Regions from separate parts of the Homo sapiens genome. Here region 1 is linked to region 2. A link is a loop called in an ENCODE intact Hi-C map of the cell type or tissue named here. Cell type or tissue: Caco-2. All regions are shown on one strand. Each heading gives the region's core, and the rest is flanking DNA. Links, peaks and the distances in the headings are about the cores only.

What was found. Peaks named below come from ENCODE experiments on the same cell type or tissue, not always from the same donor. Only the 100,000 strongest peaks of a DNase experiment are listed, where the experiment ranks them.
Region 1: a loop joins it to region 2, with 7 times the contacts of the local background. A loop is called at or near these places in 5 of 110 quality-filtered maps.

What each region holds. Positions count from the first base shown.
Region 1 is chr6:133,853,746-133,856,665 of GRCh38, forward strand. The region is part of intron 1 of TARID (TCF21 antisense RNA inducing promoter demethylation); the gene reads right to left. LINC01312 (long intergenic non-protein coding RNA 1312) reads left to right here. Exons shown (of 3, transcript NR_027030.1): 3 at 1-247. Among named protein-coding and RNA genes, the nearest start is that of TARID, 34 kb to the right of the region's middle. RefSeq lists an enhancer at 429-1,167. In Caco-2, for the core only: no CTCF peak of the experiment used is centred there; a DNase peak (open chromatin) is centred at 1,366; H3K4me3 peaks cover 508 bases.
Region 2 is chr6:133,915,493-133,918,412 of GRCh38, forward strand. No RefSeq gene overlaps it. Among named protein-coding and RNA genes, the nearest start is that of TCF21, 28 kb to the left of the region's middle. In Caco-2, for the core only: a CTCF peak has its summit at 1,257 (motif pointing left); a DNase peak (open chromatin) is centred at 1,239.

The sequences.
Region 1 (2,920 bases), core at 151-2,650, 62 kb before region 2:
ACTCTTGCAAATGTTTAGGGAGGGAAAGTGTGTCTCCCTTTATATTTACTGTTTCTCTCTGAAGCCAATTTCATTTTTTTCAACATCCTGGCCATCTGCATTCATATAAAGTGGTTATTTTCATGGATAATTCACCTTATATATGAAATATAAAAGGTATCTGGAATAAATTCATTGCAAAATTGATGTTACCTGTTAAATCTTCCTAGTAGTTTGTTTTCACCAAAATAAAATGAGTGAGATTTACTGCTTTCCTCTGATTTTTTTTCTACTTCAGTAACAGTTTTAGAAGCAAGTGAATAATTATCTTTTACTTTAGATATCTTGAAATTTGCTTGAAGTCATTCTGGACCCCTTTACAAAAGCTACCTGCGGACCAATCCTGGGGCTCATATTAATTTTACAGACGTCGGGCACCCAGGGTTGCCCCGAGTAGGGGAGGGTGGAGTGCGCGATGCCACGTGTAAGTTAGCAATCATCGGCTCTATTAAAACGGTTCCATATCTTCCAGCCCCGCACTCATGATTCACAGTAATGCCTAGTGTTAGCACTCACTAATCGACAATTTGATGGGGAAGGTGAGGAGGAAAACGACCCTGGAAGCAGAGTGCTGGTTTCACACCCGCTGGGTATCTGTTACATGTGAATTTCCTCTGGCGCCAGCAGGTATTTTGAGCAGGCATCTAGAGGGATCCCAGAGGGGAAAGATGGGAGTGCGTAAGATGGAGCTGTAAGCCTGCGGATCAAAGCTTTAAATATCCCAGAGGAAATCGGTAACATCCGGATTGATTGGCCGAAGGGGTTTAAGTGGAATGGGGAAGATAATTCGAATTTCTGAGGTTTAGAGGAGCAGGGGAAGAGGGTGGAAAGGTAGGGAGTAAACAAGATCTCAGAGGAGAGCCCACATTAGACAGGCGCACATTGAAGATGGGAGGCTTTACCCTCGCTTTTAGCCCTGGGAACCCCAGAGGGCAACTCCAGTCAGCAGATAGTGCCAGCGTGCAGGGGATGGGCTGCGACCGCTCCCAGTGACCCCACGAAACCCAGAGGGGAGGCTGAGGCTCTGAGGCCAGCCAGGGGAGCTGACGATCTCGCAGAAGCCGCGGCGAGTCTCCCCCGGAGGTCTAGGAGGCAGAGCCATTAAAGCCAGGCTGCCCGCTGAAACGCACAGTAAAAGTGACTGCGATTTATTTGGATTAGTCAGTATAAAGGTCTGGGGAGACAGCTATTTATTCGATACGGGACCTTGACAAATTGGGCAGTGCAAGAAAGGACAGTCCCTCTGACCTCAGGCGGTGCTGGGGCGGAAGGTAGGAACCTCCCACCTGCTCCTGGCCCCAGGGGGCGCGCATGCCCAGCGGGAGCGCATCTTCACCTGCGGACGTGAGGCTGCAGCGCTGCCGGCCCCAGCCAGCCAGGGTGCCCTCTCCCGGCTTGAGGGGTTCGTATTGCTGCCTCCAGGCCTCCAAGGGAGATTTCCGCTCACTCTCTGGCGGCACCTTCTCCCCAGCTTCTGGGACGGTCACCAAATCTGAGATCCTGCCCGGTTACCCTGCAGGTGACCCAGTACCCCCGAAGGGTCCACCTGGATAAAAGTCGTTTGGTCTGGCAGCATCCGGGTCATATATCTGAGAGGTCGTTTAGAAGTCTTTTTTTTTTAAGCGCTGACAAGTGATTTGAACGTGAAATTTAATTCCACTTAATATGAAATGTAACTAAAATATACTGGTTCTTAACAGCAGACAACCCTTGGTGTCTCAGCGACTCTGCAGTAGATCCGCTCCAAAACCCTGCAAGCCTTGCTCCTACAGCTCTAACGTGAAAAGAACAAACCACTGCCACATTCATTCGTTCTGTATTTCCGAACTTTATTTATTTCTGTTGTTAGTGTATTAGGTGCTACATTAAAATCCTTTAAAAACAGAGACATTTGTATTAAATATCTACGCACAAACATAAATAGGTAAATTTCTAACTGCTATGCAATCAAAAGGAATTATTTTTCCAGAAGTCTATTACTTTTAATGTAATTTATTGCTGCCTCAGCTTTAAGGCCAATGCTGTCTTATCAGAATATGCAGGCTTAGATACCTAAAATACGTAGTTCTGAACAAGAACTCCCCGTTGATAACAAGTAAACCTAATCACTTTGCTTTCAGGATCTGAAACAGTACTTTTTGGACAATATCTAAAAAGCCGTGCATGAAGCAGTGAGGTTAATTTGTTTAATTGTTTGCTTTTATTTTGGTTAAAGACCTAAGACTGGGAGAATAAATTGAATAAAATTCTTTCTTATTCAGTAAAAGGAATCAGATCCCTTGAGTTAGAAAGATGAAAGTTCAATGTGGCCAGAAGATGAGGGTTTTAGCCCTTTTGATGGAGACTATTTGAACCTGAAAATTTTGCGTGGCTATCTATCTTGCTAAAAGTCAGGGTGAGATAAAGTGTAATCTGGCTCTGATTTCTGCTGGAAAGAAAACATTGAAATGACTGCTCATTTATCACTGTGCCCACCCTCCCCCTCCTCCACCTTGGTTTAATTGACAATGTAACACCGAGCTGTTTGTGTCTTCCCTTGACTGTTGGAAATGAAACCAATCCGGTTGAAAGGAGAGTTCTAAATTATCGGGTTTATTATGTAAAGAAATTATAAGAAAAAAAGTAGAGGAAGTAATTGTAAAAACTCTACTGTCTGCGTGAACACTGGAGAACCATCTAAATTTTGTGTTAATTCATCAGGCTTTCCTTCTTGTATGGCTGCTTGGTGAATCTGCATATATAGGTTCCCTGACAAAAGCAGCTATTTAAGAGTTTAGTCAAGATACTATTTGTGGCTCTGTTGTTAAACTGATTGCAAGACTACCTACTTAATGATTATGGAAAGCAAAATGATCAGGCCAGATAGTTATTTTAGCCAAGT
Region 2 (2,920 bases), core at 150-2,649:
AGACCATATATCCAACAAAAGACTAGTATCTAGGATTTATAAAGAACTCTCAAATCTAAATAGTAAACAAACAATTCAATTCAAACACAGACATGAAGAGACATTTAACCAAAGAAGATATACAGATGGTAAATACGCACAAGAAGAGATATTCAACATTATTAGTCATTTGGGAAATGCAAATTAAAACCACAATAAGGTGTCACTGCCTACCTCTCAGAATAGCTAAAGCATTATTTAAAAAAAAAAAAGTAACATCAAATGCTGGTGAATATGCAGAGAAATGGATCACTCACACATTGTTTTGGGGAATGTAAAATGGCACAGCCATTCTGGAAAAGTTTGGTAGCTTCCTCTAAAACTAAATATGCAATTACCACGCACTGCCAGTCATTTATCTCAGAAGACAAAGACTTGTGTTCACACGAAAACCTGTACATGAATGCTTATGGAAGTTTTACTAATAATAGCTCCAAAAATGAAAATGCTACAACTATCTCAAAATTTAAAGTTTGTTTTTTAAAAGAGCGAAAAGGAGGTTCAGAAGTATTAAATAATTCATCTGAGGCTGCCCCACTAACAGGATTAGAATTCAAACCTCATGGCTAAACAAACTGGCACATCTATTACTCCGCAGTAAAAAGGAATGAGCTATTAGTTCGCATAACGATCTGGATGAATCTATAGAGAATTATCTAAGTGAAAAAGCCAATCCCAAAAGTTTACATAATGTATGATTCCATTACATAACATTCACAGACAAAGAAAGGGATGCTGTATTGGCTGAAGTAATTTGTCCTGATTATCAAGGGGAAATTGGGTTGCTACTATGCATAAAAGTAAAGAAGAATGTACAAGAGATACCCTAGTGCCATCTCTTAGTACAGCCAATTCTTGTTATTTGTGGTAGTTATGTTCCAAAACGCAGCTGCAAACACTGAATTAGCAAATACTGAACCATTGCTCCTAGGATGTGTGCTCATTCATATATGTTTCATATTTAAGCAAGCATATCTCACATAGATTATAATCTTAACTCCTCAAAACAGTTGATCCTTGTAGATTCTATTTTCTTTATTTTACAAAGGTGAAAATGCTATTCAAAATTAAAATTTTGTTTTTTAAAAGAGTGAAAAAAAGGTTCAGAAGTGTAAAATAACTTGCATGAGGCTGCCCCACTATCAAGGTCGGACTTCAAACCTCATCTGACTGACCCTAAAGCTGGAGCTTCTTGCACTACACTGCACTGCCCCCTACTGGCTGCATCCTCCGGTCATCGCTGTTTGAAAGCTGAGACAGGAAAGCAGAGCATTGTCTTGTTAATAACCTCAGCGGGAGACGTGCTCTGAATGTAGTTGACTCAATTTTTTCTCTGCTCTGTGTATGTCCCTTGAATGACCAAGAAACCCTGCATTTCAGACTTGCCTAGCCAGCACCCACAATCACATAAGCCGATTCCTCGCAGTAAATTTCTTAAAATATGTATTTCTCCTACTGGTTCTGCTTCTCTGGTTGAAACGTGACTGATATACAATGGAAAAGGGAAGTAAAGCTCCAGATGGAACTTACTAATTAGCTGTAGCTGACTTGAAGACAGTGCAATTGTCATTGATTGTCCAGGTGGGCCCAATTCAATCACAAGGGTCTTTCACTGTGGAAGAGGCAGGCAGAAGAGTCTTTAAAGATAGAAAGAGACCCCAGGCCAAAATGCTGGTAGCCTGTAGTATGTGGAAAAGACAAGGAAATAGATTCTTTGTTAGAGCTGTCAGGAAGAATGCAATCCTGCTGTATCTTGATTTTAGCCCAAGGAAACCAATTTAAAACTTCTGACCTCCAAAACTGTAAAATAATAAATTTGTGTTCTTTTAAGCTACTTAATTTGTGGGAATTGGTTAGAGCAGCAATGGAACTAATAAACCAAAGCTATGAAAGCTGTCTTAAAATTTTCTTAGAATAAAAGAGTGAAAAAAACCCATAAATCTAATGTATTAATATATATAAATGATTTATGTGTTTACATGAATATATGTTTCATTTACAAAAACATGTAAACATATAAATTTTGACACAAAAATTATAACTAGTTTATGTTTTATAAAAGAAATTCAGAAAAAAATTACCATTGGGATTAGGCTTTATGTAAGAGAATGTTCACACTGAAGTTTTTGTTGTGATAGTACACTATAACAGATGTAAGATTCAAGACAGAACCCCTTATGAATAATTTGTAAAGAAACTGGTCCAAAAATGGCTTCATGACCCTTGAACTCCTCAACCAAATCAAGAATAAAAAGGGAGAGGTAAGTGTGGGGAGAAAGAAGATTTTTGTGAGAAGAATATCTTTGAAAGAAGATATTGTATGTGGTATGGCGCTGAGCTGCGAGCCCCATTTCACTCCTATCTCAAGGGGGAAGGAGAGACCTGCCATTTCCTGGGGTGGGAGAGATTTCCCAGGGATGATTCCTGCCTGAGGCCACAGAGGCTCAATTCCTTTGTAGCAGAGCCAGGAGAGGAAAACTGTGCTGGGATCTATGGTCATGTGCCAAATAGCGACGTTTCAGTCAATGATACACCACATATATAACAGTGATCCCTCAAGATTATAATACCATATATTTATGGTAACTTTTCTATGTTTACATACACAAATATATAAAATATATAAATCATGTTACATTTACATCATGTTACAATTGCCTACAGAATTCAGTACAGTAACATGCCATACAGGTTTGTGGCCTAGGAGCAATATATACCATATAGCCTAGGTGTGTAGTAGGCTATACCATCTAGGTTTGTGTAAGTACACCCTATGATGTTAACACAATGGCAAAATCACCTAACAACACATTTCTCAGAAGCTGTCATCCACAAGAGAGCAAGCTGGCACCAGGTCGGCTTGGCCCCAGTCCAAGCAGAA